Regions from separate parts of the Homo sapiens genome. Here regions 2 and 3 are each linked to region 1. The links are chromatin contacts, found by Hi-C or POLR2A ChIA-PET in ENCODE. All regions are on one chromosome and are shown on one strand. The core of a region is the stretch at or near the end of the contact, and the rest is flanking DNA. Distances in the headings are between cores, read along the strand shown. Region 1 overlaps ATG7 (autophagy related 7). Region 2 has its middle 62 kb from the start of TAMM41. Region 3 has its middle 82 kb from the start of TAMM41.

What was found. A loop is a pair of places that touch in the nucleus more often than their neighbours do. ChIA-PET counts read pairs that join two places held with the same protein, here RNA polymerase II (POLR2A). Pooled maps may share reads with other maps.
Region 2: a loop to region 1 is called in a pooled map, with 2.1 times the contacts of the local background. The contact joins two enhancer-like sites. A Hi-C loop is called at or near these places in 2 of 168 maps with a recorded cell type or tissue (endometrial microvascular endothelial cells and stomach) and 3 of 50 pooled maps.
Region 3: a loop to region 1 is called in a map of endothelial cell of umbilical vein, with 9 times the contacts of the local background. The contact joins two enhancer-like sites. A Hi-C loop is called at or near these places in 1 of 168 maps with a recorded cell type or tissue (endothelial cell of umbilical vein) and 3 of 50 pooled maps. POLR2A ChIA-PET finds 5 or more read pairs at or near these places in 2 of 52 experiments (A549 and endothelial cell of umbilical vein).

Annotation. Positions count from the first base shown.
Region 1 is chr3:11,376,903-11,381,487 of GRCh38, reverse strand. It overlaps ATG7 (autophagy related 7), which reads right to left. Exons shown (of 21, transcript NM_001349232.2): 19 at 1,436-1,516. Among named protein-coding and RNA genes, the nearest start is that of ATG7, 110 kb to the right of the region's middle. Within about 2 kb of position 1,812, at least 3 of the 41 ENCODE cell types and tissues checked have a DNase peak (open chromatin) inside an H3K27ac peak, as active enhancers do; they include endothelial cell of umbilical vein, where a contact is called at or near this core.
Region 2 is chr3:11,782,358-11,786,942 of GRCh38, reverse strand. It overlaps a transcript of TAMM41 not described here. Among named protein-coding and RNA genes, the nearest start is that of TAMM41, 62 kb to the left of the region's middle. RefSeq lists an enhancer at 1,219-1,774. Within about 2 kb of position 1,907, at least 2 of the 41 ENCODE cell types and tissues checked have a DNase peak (open chromatin) inside an H3K27ac peak, as active enhancers do.
Region 3 is chr3:11,762,974-11,767,558 of GRCh38, reverse strand. It overlaps a transcript of TAMM41 not described here. Among named protein-coding and RNA genes, the nearest start is that of TAMM41, 82 kb to the left of the region's middle. Within about 2 kb of position 2,503, at least 4 of the 41 ENCODE cell types and tissues checked have a DNase peak (open chromatin) inside an H3K27ac peak, as active enhancers do; they include endothelial cell of umbilical vein, where a contact is called at or near this core.

The DNA.
Region 1 (4,585 bases), core at 563-3,062:
TAGAACAAGAATGAATGAGTGTTTGCATTTCACTTAGAGAACCCAATTATCTTTATTTCATTGACTAGCCAGACCAACATAAAGCCATAGAAAACCTGGCACCTGTGCCAAATGATTTCAGTATGAAAATTAATACTGCCAAGTTATTTTGAGACCAGTTAGCTCAACCATTCAAAGAAAAAAAAAATCTGCTCCACTAAAGATGTAGTATACAATCCTAAAACTTGCATTTCTGAAGATGGGGGTGCATGCAGACATCCTTGAGGTCCTGGCTTGAGCAGATATATCTTAAAGGAAACTACAGAAAGAATGGGCTCATGGGTAACTACTGACAAAGTCTAAGCTTGAAATCTCAACATAGGCACTTGGGATGCATAATAAAACAGGCTTAGTTTACTTCGGAAGCAAAAAGAAAATAATTAGTCTCAATTTTTGAGCATCTAAACGTAACCAAATTTATCAACATTGCTTGTCAATTCTACATTCAATTTTTAGAGAAACTGGTCAGGATTGTGCTTCCCATAAAATATAGCCCAAGTACAGTTTTCAAAGGAAGCTTGTCAACTCAGAATAGAGAAATACATCCCTAGAATTCTCTTTCTTCCACAGTGGCAGACAGACGAAGGCTACACGAAAAATAGTTCCAAATTGTAACTGAGAAGCCACAGTTGGGGATTAGTGGTCACCAACATTATTTTGTATAGCACTTCAACATGAAAATCTTTACTTATCAGCAATCATGAGCCTTAAAAGCCCAGGTCAAGTCGCTGGGCAGCAGAAGGCTGAAAGGAACACTTGAAAGGAAATCAGCTATCACATACAGTGTGCATGTAAAAATCACTCAGATGGTATCCGAAAGCCTATTAAAACACGAGATGCCATCACTGTAGTTTTGAGATATATCAGCCGTTTCACATTACGATGGCTAACATACCAGCTCTATTTTTAGAGCTTCTGGAAAGATCAAAGCTGAAGGGGCCCTTTTAGTGGCTCCCCATCCAGGCCCCTAATCTCTGTTTACTTTTTCTTTGTAATTATGTGGATCTGCAGAAGATGCATAGCCAGGGCCGCCTCACCCTCAGAGTAACGCTTTAAAAAATTGCTCTATGAGGGTCCTGGCTAGGAGGGAACCCTCTGGGGAGGAACAAAGAGCAGTAAAGTTCAAATTCAAGACAAAATTAGCATGATGCAAGTATTGATACAGAGTTGAAATATTTTAACTCAGTCTCCCTACACATTTTCTCAGGCTGGTTTTAAACCACTGTGAGAATGAATACAGATCCATGAAAACAAAGTCCTTTCTGAGGGTTTAGACCCCACCCTTCCCCCACAAAAAGCCCTTAGTTGGTTTCAAGGGCTCCAGCTGGTGAGGCTGCGGTCAAATGCTGACCCGCTCACTTTTAAAAACAAGTCCCTCCAATACAAAATGACTTACTTTGGAAGAACAAGCTGTACATTTGTCAAATGCCAGGCTGACGGGAAGGACATTATCAAACCGTGAAAGAAATCCCCGGATCTAAAAACAAACAAAACAAAACAATTCACATCAAACACACAACGACCACATCTATGAAATGCACGTCTGGTTTCTGACAACAAGTAGGAAATGATTAATATGGCGGCCCGGAAAGAGATTATGAGCAAAAATAAGTTCGAAATGAGTATTTTCCCTTGTAACGTAATCAGTTTGCAGAAGAACTATATTAGGTCCTTTATTCCATTAGGAGCCAGGGCTTACAAGCTTTTCAAATATTTCTGACCTAAAAACAAACTGACTCTAAAATACAAAAAGCAAGCTGTAGTATCTAAAGTATTTTTTAACAAATGTCTTCCAAAATGTTGAACAGGTCCACTGGTATACTCAACTCTTAAGCTCCCACATGTGTTCTAGTGAATATGGGGTAAATACACATTTCTATGACATGATTTTGGGTGGGGTCTCACAAGGAAAGATGGCTTGGGGGACTGTGGAAGGCCGAAATGGCCCTAGACATATATCCAGTTATTTGCTTGATTTGGAACAGATAGAGATAAAATGTAAAACATCATCAGATTTATGGGGAAACAGCACCACCTTGAGCATAAAATTCTGGACTACAACTGAGTTACATTTCCAGAGTATCAGCTATAATCAGGTTTCACAAACTATAACTGAAGTAATTTATTCAGAACATTATACCTGTATATACTATACTTACACCAAAGGGGGAGCTTTAAGCTGTTCTATATATCATAAAAATATGAATGGTAACATCTCTAAACTCTCCATAGGACTCAACGTTTATAATAAACCAGACAACACAAATATTATGAATTAATTTATTTGACCTTTCAAATTCCCCATTTTATGTTGAAAAACCTCAGGCTCAGGAAGAATGGCAACTTGGCTCAGGTAAACAGTAAGTAATGGAGCCAAGACTCAAAAATGGACCTCCTGATGTGAACCTGCCCCCGGCCTGAGCTTCTCTGCTTCCCTCCCTCTCAGAATACCACAGCGTTTGTCTTCAACACTAGGTCTTCTCACAACTTTAACACTCTCACTTGAACAGAACAGAAGACCCGATCCACCACCGTTTAGCCATCCTATTAACACCATGCCCTCTCCCTCAAATCCCCCACCCCCCGAAAAACAAACAATTTGACAAACTATTTAAAGAAAAAGGCTTCTTTTGAGTTTTGGATAACTCCATCCTGATGCTCACACTGTAACAGTGTTAACTGTTTGTGCATACTTCTCTCTGGAAAAAAATCAAACCTGGAAAAACATGCCTACAGCAATTTTTTTTTTTTTTTTTTTTTTTTGGAGATGGAGTCTCACTCTGTCGCCCAGGCTGGAGTACAGTGGTGTGATCTCAGCTCACCGCAACCTCTGCCTCCTGGGTTCAAGTGATTCTCCTGCCTCAGCCTCCCGAGTAGCTGGAATTACAGGCGCCCACCACCACACCCAGCTAAGTTTTTTCTATTTTTAGTAGAGATGGGGTTTTGCCATGTTGTCCAGGCTGATCTTGAACTCCTGGCCTCAGGTGACCTGCCTGCCTCAGCCTCCCAAAGTGCTGGGGTTACGGGCGTGAGCCACCGCGCCCAGCCCGAATTTATCATTTCTATCAAACACTTGATCTCGGATTGCATTAAAAAACACATAGCATATTGATAAAGACATTTTAAAAATTTGGCAGGGCACAGTGGCTCACGTCTGTACTCCTAGCACTTTGGGAGGCTGAGGCGGGCAGATCACCTGAGGTCAGGAGTTTGAGACCAGCCTGGACAACATGGCAAAACCCCCACCTCTGCTAAAAATACAAAATAATTAGCCGGGTGTGGTGGTGCACCCATGTAATCCCAGCTCCTCGGGAGGCTGAGGCAGGAGAATCACTTGATCCTGGGAGGCAGAGGTTGCAGTGAGCTGAGATCCAGCCTGAGTGACAGAGTAAGACTCCATCTCAAAAAAAAAAAAAAAAAATTGGTAACTGGTATAAGTTAGATAGCCTCATCATAAACATATGAAAATATGACAACCTTTTAGTTCCTAACATCTCAGGAATGTGGTAACCATTTCATAATCCATGACCTGAGGCATAATCAGGGTCATAAGTTTGCTATTCAGGACGTCAAAATAGGAGACATCAAAATAGCAGAAAAGAGTTTAATAGCAAGTCACAAATGGGAATGCTGAAATCTTCACGAGCTCTGGAAGTTACAGGCTTGAGAATACTCACAGTGAGTCTCCTCTATACCCCAATTACTTTTATATTAAGTTTACTTAGAAAAGAACTTCATCACATTTAGCATATTTTTCCATTAAAGTTTTTTAACACAGCCTACAAGTCATGTGTCCATCTATGTTTCATGGAAAGGTTTCTGCATGCTGTTTTCTCTAATATGGTTTTCATCAAACTTACTTTATGTTGCACAAATACTGGTAATTTTCTCTGATACTGTCTTATCATTGGAGGTGGGCAGGTAAAGCTGAGGGACAGGGAGAAAGTAGATCCAGTTGGGGTAGAAAGGGAGAGAGGAAATAGAGAAGAAAAACAACAACACCACCACAGGTGGCGAGGAATAGAAGAAAAAGAAGATGCCGTGCACGGTATTGGTTGAATGAGGGTCCACACACCACCGTTCAGCAGGCCCAGACAGTTCTTTACTAGGAAACAGATTTATTTTCCCAGAAAATGAAGTAGAATAATATGTGTGTGAGGACTTTCAAATTCACCAAGTTTGTATCAGAAGGCCCACAATTTAACCAAAATAATTCCAGTTTTAGATAATTCAAGACAGGAAACCCTTCTTCTCAACCGACTGCAAGAGACTCCTAAGGGGGTACTTCCACAGGTGGGCTCCCTCCCTTCTAGCTAATGCAAAGGCTCAGCTGTCAGTTTTCCTAATACACAGCTCTGAGGCCTGTCATTTTTTACCCACTCCCTATAGCTGACAAAAGGCGGCAGACAAGGCCGGGCGCGGTGGCTCACGCCTGTAATCCCAGCACTTTGGGAGGCCGAGGAGGGCGGATGATGAGGTCAGGAGATCAAGACCATCCTGGCTAACACGGTGAAACCCCGTCTCTACTAAAAATACAAAAAAATTA
Region 2 (4,585 bases), core at 658-3,157, 410 kb before region 1:
TGTGAGGGAGAATAAGAAAATGATCATTGTCATTTAAAGTCATTGAGTTGTCCAGGCGTGGTGGCTCACACGTGTAATCCCAGCACTTTGGGAGGCTGAGGTGGGAAAATCGCTTGAGCCCAGGAGTTCAAGACCAGCCCAGGCAACATAGTGAGACTTCCGCATCTCTACAAAAACTTTAAAATATGGTAGCACACACCTGTAGCCCCAGCTACTCAGGAGGTTGAGGTGGGAGGATTGCTTGAGCCTAGAAGGTTGAGGCTGCAGTGAGCTGTGATTGTGCCACTGCACAATCTAGTCAAGAAAAATGAAAACAACCCTAAGTATAATAAATAGAAGGGGCTGGCTGCAGTGGCTCACGCCTGTAATCCCAGCACTTTGGGAGGCTGAGGCGGGTGGATCACGAGGTCAGGAGTTCGAAACCAGCCTGGCCAACATGGTGAAACCCCATCTCTACTAAAAATACAAAAATTAGCCAGGTGTGGTGGCTCATGCCTGTAATCCCAGCTACTCAGGAGGCTGAGGCAGGAGAATTGCTTGAACCTGGGAGGTGGAGGTTGCGATGAGCCAAGATCGTGCCACTGTACTCCGGCCTAAGTGACAGAGCAAGATTCCATCTCAAAAAATAATAATAATAATAATAATAATAATAATAAAATTAAATAAATAAATAAATAAATAAATGGAACTTAATGTAGGGATTTTGTTACAAAGATGTTGGGAGGGCTGGCAAACAAAAAAGAAGGGGTACCCTGGAGAAGGAAGGATTACGTGCAGAGAAGCTGCACATCAGGAAGCTGCTAACAGCCCTGTATTGGAACCTACAAGCCCACACCAGCCTGGGCACCAGAGCGAGACTCTGTCTCTCAAAAAGATTAAAAAGTCATTAAGTTTTCAGAAGACTTGTACACAGTTCAGAAGACTTGTACACAGCATTAGATACTGTATACAAGTCCTCTGAAAACTTATGCCTTTGCCACTGCTAGAGCTGCCAGAGTCACCACCACTGCCCAGATGCCACTTGGGCCAGGCACGGTGGCTAACACCTGTAATCCCAGCACTTTGGGAGGCCAAGGTGGGTGGATTGCTTGAGCTCAGGAGTTTGAGGCCCGCCTGGACAACATAGTGAGACCTCATCTCTACAAAAAGTAAACAAAAAATTAGCTGGGAGCAGTGGTGCGCACCCGTGGTCCCAGCTACTTGGGAGGCAGAGATGGCAGAATCACCTGAACCCCGGGAGGTCAAGGCTGCAGTGAGCGGAGATCGTGGCACTGCACGCCAGCCTGGGTGAGAGAGCGAGACTCTGACTGAAAAAAACAGGCTGGGCACGGTGGCTCACACCTGTAATCCCAGCATTTTGGGAGGCCGAGGTAGGTGGATGACGAGGTCAAGAGATCAAGACCATCCTGGCCAACATGGTGAAACCCCATCTCTACTAAAAATACAAAACTTAGCTGGGCATGGTAGGGGGTGCCTGTAGTCCCATCTACTCAGGAGGCTGAGGCAGGAGAATCACTTGAACCCAGGAGGTGGAGGTTGCAGTGAGCCAAGATTGCGCCACTGCACTCCAGCCTGGTGACAGAGCAAGACTCCATCTCAAAACAAAACAAAACAAAAACAAAAACCAGATGCCACTTGACAACCACCAGTAACTGCTGCTGCAGTTGCAGACAAACCCAGGAACTTCTCTTCCTCCTATCTTCTGATCTGACACCACGGTCTCCAATCAGCAAAACCTAATAGAAAGCCAGCTGGTGAGAAACCTGGGCAACATAGTTTGCAGGCTCCTACCCAGCAGTAGAGAGTGGAGTACAGAGGAATGGCCGAGCTCACCAGAGAAACACCTCCCTGTGGTGACTGAGCATCCAGATCCACCCTTCAATCATATGTAAATTTCCATACACCAGCAGCAGCTTCCTGTTTCCACCCAACGTGATGCAGCTATCCTTTGTACAAAAGAAAATGCTCTCAAATTAGCCAGGGGTGGTGGCGGGCACCTGTAGTCCCAACTACTTGGGAGGCTGAGGCTGGAGAATCACTTGAACCCGGGAGGCGGAAGTTGCAGTGAGCCACGATTGCGCCACTGCACTCCACCCTGGGGGACAGAGCGAGACTCCTCCTCCTCAAAAAAAAAAAAAAAAAAAAAGAAAAGAAAAGAAGTGTTCTCACTTTTCTGGCAGGAAAGAGTAAACAAAGTCCCTACAGTTACTGTATTCATCTGTGGGTGATGTTAATGCCTCTTTTAATTAGAATCCCAACTGGATTTTGTATAATTTAGAAACTAGCCTATAACATTAACCACCACCCACTCTCCTCATAGAAAATAGTTGAAGGGAAGGGGTTAAAAATACCCGTGTGCCTGTCCGTGAGTATGTATATACACATTACCACGCAAGGAAGGAAATATGCCTACCTTTTTTGTTTTGGTTTTGGTTTCTTTTGTTTTTTGAGACAGAGTCTTGCTCTGTTGCCCAGGCTGGAGTGCAGTGGCACGATCTTGGCTCACTGCAACCTCCACCTCCCAGGTTCAAGTGATTCTCCCACCTCAGCCTCCTGAGTAGCTGGGATTACAGGCTCACACCACCACACCTGGCTAATTTTTTGTATTGTTAGTAGAGACAGGGTTTCACCATGTTGACCAGCTGGTCTCAAACTCCTGAACTCAAGTGATCTGCCCTCCTCGGCCTCCCAAAGTGCCAGAATTACAGGCATGAGCCACCACATCATTTTTTAAAAAGGTTATGATATCACAGTAGATACGGCATCTTTCTCCCTTTACTCATTCTGTGTTCCTGTTGCCCTCAGCCTGTACTTCATTTGGGCAGAGTTCCTTACCTGGTTGGGGCCCAAATCTCCACTACTGAAGAGCTGTCCCTATGGGTCCTGTCTGTATCGGGTTGTTGTAGTCTTTAACTTTTATTGAACATGGTTCCACATTTTACATTTTGAGTAATGAGAATTTGATAGTGCTTACTATTTGGAGCAATGTTTCTTGTATTAACTCATTCATCCTTACACAACCCAATAAGGCAAATACTATTATTCTAACTTTACAAATCAGGAAACAGGCTCAAAGAGGTTAAGTACCTTGCCTAAAGTCACACAGCTAGTTAAGTGGTAGAACCAGGATTCAAGCCCATGTTTGAATGGTCTGAATCCGGTCTCAGTGCTCTTAACCACTGCTCAGTCATCATGGGCAGGTGTTTCTCTATACCATACCACAGCTAAGCACACAATAGGTGCCCAGTAAATGGTAGCTGTTATTGTTGATATTACTGCCATTTGATAACTGTCTCTTGGAGTTATGAATCTTATACTCACTTATAAAAATAACCAGTTGACTAAACAATGCCTGGCAAATGACATCGTCCTGATTTGTGGCTAGAATTCCTTAAAACATTGTTTCAGAATTTACAACTATCTCATGAAAAGTCTGATTCCTAAAAGAGAGCTTGTCTCCAGGTTGCTTGCCCTGGCTTCTAATCCTAACATTTCCCTTTATTAGCCAGGTGATCCTGGGAAAAGCTTTGGATTTGGTGACCAAAGGTGGCTAGTCATACCCCCCAGGTCAGCTCTGTCACAGATTAGCCAGGTGATGTTGGGCTTTATGGTTGAGCCAGGTGATGTTTGGAGCTGATGGTTGAGTTTCCTCACTGTGCTCCAAAATCATCAGTCCCTGGGAGACTGGAGAAAAAGTGGTTTGGCAAAACCATAAATGCAAGAAAGCCCAGCACTGATGAGCTGCCTCTGCCCACAAGTGCAATAATATCAGAGCCCAAGTGACCACTAAATGAGAGTCAAAATAGCCATGTGCTCAGTGAGATTCTTTTATACTCTGGCACATAAGCAGGACTTTAGAAAGGAGAAGCTCTTGTCCAGCACCCTCGGGGTTGCTGAGGGTCTCCATGGCCAGAGGCCTGGTCTGCAGCTCCAGCTGAATCATGGATCCTTACTCCTTTGAGGCTCTCCATTGCAGTGAGTCTTCAAGCTCCGAGTCCTACCTGAGCCCTGTCCCTCCAAAACACCCTCAGTGAGCTAGAGGACACACAGGACTGAATCTCATCAGATGCTGCATTAAACTAAGGGAAGATGCTCATTGACTCAGGCACTCTGTCCCACCAAAAAATCACTGAGCTTGAACCCACAGAAAAGTCCATGCCCCAAACTCCAACCGTGTGGGGAGGAATAAAGGAGTAAACTAAAGTTTCACAGGCACAGGCCATTATCTGTGAAAGTACTTTGAACTAGTGGACTGTATAAAAATGGAGAAAACCTAAGGTTTATGGAAGGCCTATGATTTATAGAAGGTGTAATATGTAAACAGCCTCACTTAATCCTTATCCTACTCCTACAACGTAGATACGATCCCACTTTTTTTTTCTTTTTTTTTTTTTTTGAGACAGGGTCTCATTCTGTCACCCAGGCCGGAGTGCAGTGGCACAATCTCAGCTTACTGCAGCCCTGACTTCCTGGGCTCAGGCCATCCTACCACCTTAGCCTCCCAAGTAACTGAGACTATGGGCACGCACCACCACCCCTGGCTAATTTTTTGTGTTTTTAGTAGAGATGGGGTTTCACCATGTTG
Region 3 (4,585 bases), core at 1,254-3,753, 390 kb before region 1:
AGTAAAGCTACTACAGAAAACAGTTTGATAGTTCCGTGTAGTCATCATATGACCCAAGAATTCTGCCTCTAGGTATATATCCAAGAGAAATGAAAACATGCATCCACACAAAAACTCATGCAGCAATATCCATAGCAACATCACAACATCATTCATAATAGCAAGATAGTAGAAACAAGATAAGTACCCTGGCTGGACCTGGTGACTCACGCCTGTAATCCCAGCACTTTGGGAGGCTGAGGCGGGCAGATCACTTGAAGTCAGGAGTTCGAGACCAGCCTGGCCAATATGGTGAAACCCCGTCTCTACTAAAAACACAAAATTTAGCCAGGCATGGTGGCACGCGCCTGTAGTGCCAGCTACTCGGGAGGCTGAGGCACGAGAATTGCTTGAACCCAGAGGGCGGAGGTTGCAGTGAGCTGAGATCATGCCACTGCACTCCAGCCTGGGTGACATAGTGAGACTCTGTCCCAAAGAAAAAAAGATACTCTACATCAAATAAGAGCTAAAATCAGTGAATCTATCAATATCCTGGTTGGGAAATTGTATTAATATTACAGCATTGCAAAATGTTACCAGTGGGGGGAACTGGGTAAAGGTTACATGGGATCACTCTCTATCATTTATTACAACTGCATGTGAATCTACAGCGATCTCAAAATAAAAAACTTAATTTAAAAACATACTCTAGGTCGGATGCAGTGGCTCACACCTGTAATCCCACACTTTAGGAGGTCGAGGCAGAAAGGTCCCCTCAGGCCAGGAGTTTGAGACCAGCCTGGGCAACAAAGTGAGACCCTCATCTCTACAAAAAAGTAAAAAAAATTTGCCAGATGTAGTAGTGCACACACCTGGTCCCAGCTACAAGGGAGGCTGAGGCAGGAGAATTGCTTGAGCCCAGGAAGTCAAGGCTGCAGTGAGCCATTTGTACCCACAACACTCCAGCCTGAGTGACAGAGTGAAACTCTGTCTCAAAAAATAAAAATAAAAACATCTGGCCTGAAGAAAATAATAAAATAAAATAAATAAATAAAAATAAAAACATACTCTACCTCTTTTCTGTACTTCTCCTTCCAAAATAAGAATTTCCCAGCTAGGCACGGTGGCTCACACCTGTATTCCCAGCACTTTGGGAGGCCAAGATGGGCTGATTGATTGAGTCCAGAAGTTCAAGACCAGCCTGGGCAACATAGCAAGACCCCCGTCTCTACAAAAAAATACAGAAAATTCACCGAGCATGGTGGTGCATGCCTGTAGCCCCAGCTACCTGGGAGTCTGAGGTGGGAGGATCACCTGAGCCTGGGAGGTTGAGGCTGTAGTGAGCCGTGGTCCTCACTCCGCACTCCAGCCTGTGTAACATAGTTAGACCCTGTCTCAAAAAAAACCAACAACAAAAAAAGAATTTCCCAGCAGTAGCATGTCTGTATTCTTTAAATGATGTTGCTATTTGATGGCATTGTTTTATTTGTCAGGAATCCTAGGCCTACCCTGTGGACTCTATGAGTCTCTCAAGAGCTGACCAAAGTTTTGGATGGAGCAAAAATCTTTATTGACTCCAGGCTGGGTGTGGTTGCTCACGCCTGTAATCCCAGCACTTTAAAGGCTGAGGTGGGTGGATCACATGAGGCCAGGGGTTCGAGACCAGCCTGGCTAACATGGCGAAACCCAGTCTCTACTAAAAATAGAAAAATTAGCCGGGTGTGGTGGTACACATCTGTAATCCCAGCTACTCGGGAGACTGAAGCAGGAGACTCACTTGAACCTGGGAGGCAGAGCTTGCAGTGAGCTGAGATCACACCACTGCACTCCAGCCTGGGCGACAGAATGAGACTCCATCTCAAAAAAAAAAAAAAAATTTTGACTCCAGAAGGTGAAAAGATAATCATAATAACATCATTAACAAATGTTTAAATGTCTCTAAAATATGGTCTTATATCAAATAGCTGCAACTCAATTCTCATATGTCTGTATGTGTGTGTTATATGTACAGACTGCATATTTAATATGGGGTATCCTGAGGATTTGAAACTGGAAATGACCTGGTGTTGAATCCTGTCTTTACGCTTGTAGCTCTGTGGCTTTGGAGAAGTTTTCTTAACTTATTTGAGTCTCAATTTCATTATATATTAAAAGAACATCGTAGTATTTACTCCATAGTGTTGTTGTGGCAATTAAAATTACATGAATTCCTGATTCATGTGAAAGCTTAGTAAGTACCTGCCTCATAGTAAGAGCTCAGCTAGTGGTGGCGATTGTGATGATGAAATACCGAGGATGGCGGTGACGGGTATTTGTGGTTGACTGTCAGGGTGGTGGTAGTAAGAGCCTGGAACCCAGCAAGTCCCTGGGTCCACTTGATCATGGGTTTGTACTTAACCAGAGCCAGAGAAAAGGCTTATATTGTCAGTTCTTTTGGAGGAAAAACAGGAGGAAGAGAACAAAGGCTTGGTTTCATTGGAGGCTCAACTGAATGTTATTTTAAATGAAAGCTATAAAAACAGTGTGGGAAAACCACAGGAAAGGTGAGGCCAACTAAGGTTTGTATCGTGAGGTCAGCTGGTGGTTGACTGAGTCACAAAGCATTTTATACAAATCATGATCTGACAATGACTATTTTTCTGGCTAAAGCAGGAAAACTGAGTTTCAAAAACAATTGTAAAAATATGTGTGACTTGTGGTATTTTATATATGAAAAGGTTTGTATATAACTTACATCAAATTTGGTTATACATTTACCTAGCTGTCTTTATTGAAAAAGAGTAAGATGGGCCGGGTGCAGTGGCTCAAGCCTGTGATCCCAGCACTTTGGGAGACCGAGGCAGGCGGATCACAAGGTCAGGAGATCGAGACCATCCTGGCTAACACGGTGAAACCCCGTCTCTACTAAAAATACAAAAAATTAGCCAGGCGTGGTGGCGGGCACCTGTAGTCCCAGCTGCTCAGGAGGCTGAGGCAGGAGAATGGCGTGAACGTGGGAGGCGGAGCTTGCAGTGAGCCGAGATCGCGCCACTGAACTCCAGCCTGGGAGACAGAGCAAGACTCTGTCTCAAAAAAAAAAAAAAAAAAAAAAAAGAATAAGATTATGGGACATTGGGACCTTGCTGGTTACCCTGGGCCTTCAGGTTGTGTGGCCTTCGGGATAAAGGTCTGGGAGCTCTGCAAACATGTGTCAGGGTCTGGCACTTCACAAGCCACTGGGAACGCAAAGCAGTCCCTGACCCCAGGCACACACAGCATTGCACCTATAAAATTGAATAGAACAGGTCTGGGCGCCATGGCTCACACCTGTAATCCCAGCACTTTGGGAGGCTGAAGCAGGAGGATCACTTGAGCCCAGGACTTCAAAACCAGCCTAGGCAACATAGTGAGACCCTGTCTCTACAAAAAATTAGCCGGGCATGGTGGCGTGCACCTGTAGTCCAAGCTACTCGGGAGGCTGAGGTGGGAGGATCGCTTGAGCCTGGGAGGTAGAGCCTTCAGTGAGCTGAGATCACGCCACTTCACCCCAACCTGGGCGACAGAGTTAGACACTGTCTCAACAACAACCAAAAAAGTAACAAAACAAAAAGACAGAGAGACACGTAATAAATAAAAGTCAGTGACCTGCGAATGCTTTATATATTATTCAAAGATAATATTGAAACAAAAATGACTCTGAAGGTCACCTTCATGTTTCTGGCACTTGAAAATTAGTGTATAGCAGTGATGTATTAGGCAACAGAAGGCTTAGAAATGGAAAGAAAGATCTGGGTTTGGGTACAGGCTCCGCCCTTTATCCATTGTGTGACTTTCGCCAGGACACTTAACCTCTCTGCTTCAGTTTCATCATGTGTTAAAACATGAACGATAACACCCACGTAATTGGTTTGGTATGAAATTGAGATGAGTGTTATTGAAATATAAAGTAATATTATGGGAAATTACTGTGATTTTCTTAGTTGGAGGCTGCTTATAGATAACCCAGGATCACAGAATTGCATCATGTCGAGATGTGTTTGTTTTTCACATTTTAGGCCAAAATTAAAGAGAGAAGTAAAATTCCAGATCACTCCTTCAGACCACTGCATGAGCTTAATTTATCAATTTTCCCATCTTTTTTCTTTCAAAAGCTTTAAGGGACTGGGTGTGGTGGCTCACACCTGTAATCCCAGCACTTTGGGAGGCCAAGGTGGGAGGATCACTTGAGCCCACAAGTTCAAGACCAGCCTGGGCAAAATAGTAAGACCTCATCTCTACAAATAAATTTTTAAAAATCAACTGGGCATGGTGGCACATGCCTGTAGTACCAGCCACACAGTAGGCTGAGGCAAGAGGATCACTTGAGCCCAAGGGGTCAAGGCTGCAGTGAGCCATGATCAGGCCACTGCACTGCAGCATGGGTGACAGGTAGACCCTGTCTCAAAAAACAAAAAGGTGGAGGATGGCTTTAGGATTTCCAATTGGCAAAAGAGAAATCTGTGTCTACACTGGGAGGGCAAATGATTATCAAAATCAATTTCTTTTATTTATTTATTTTTTTTGAGACAGAGTTTCACTCTTGTTGCCCCGGCTAGAGTGCAGTGGTGCCATCTTGGCTTACTGCAAC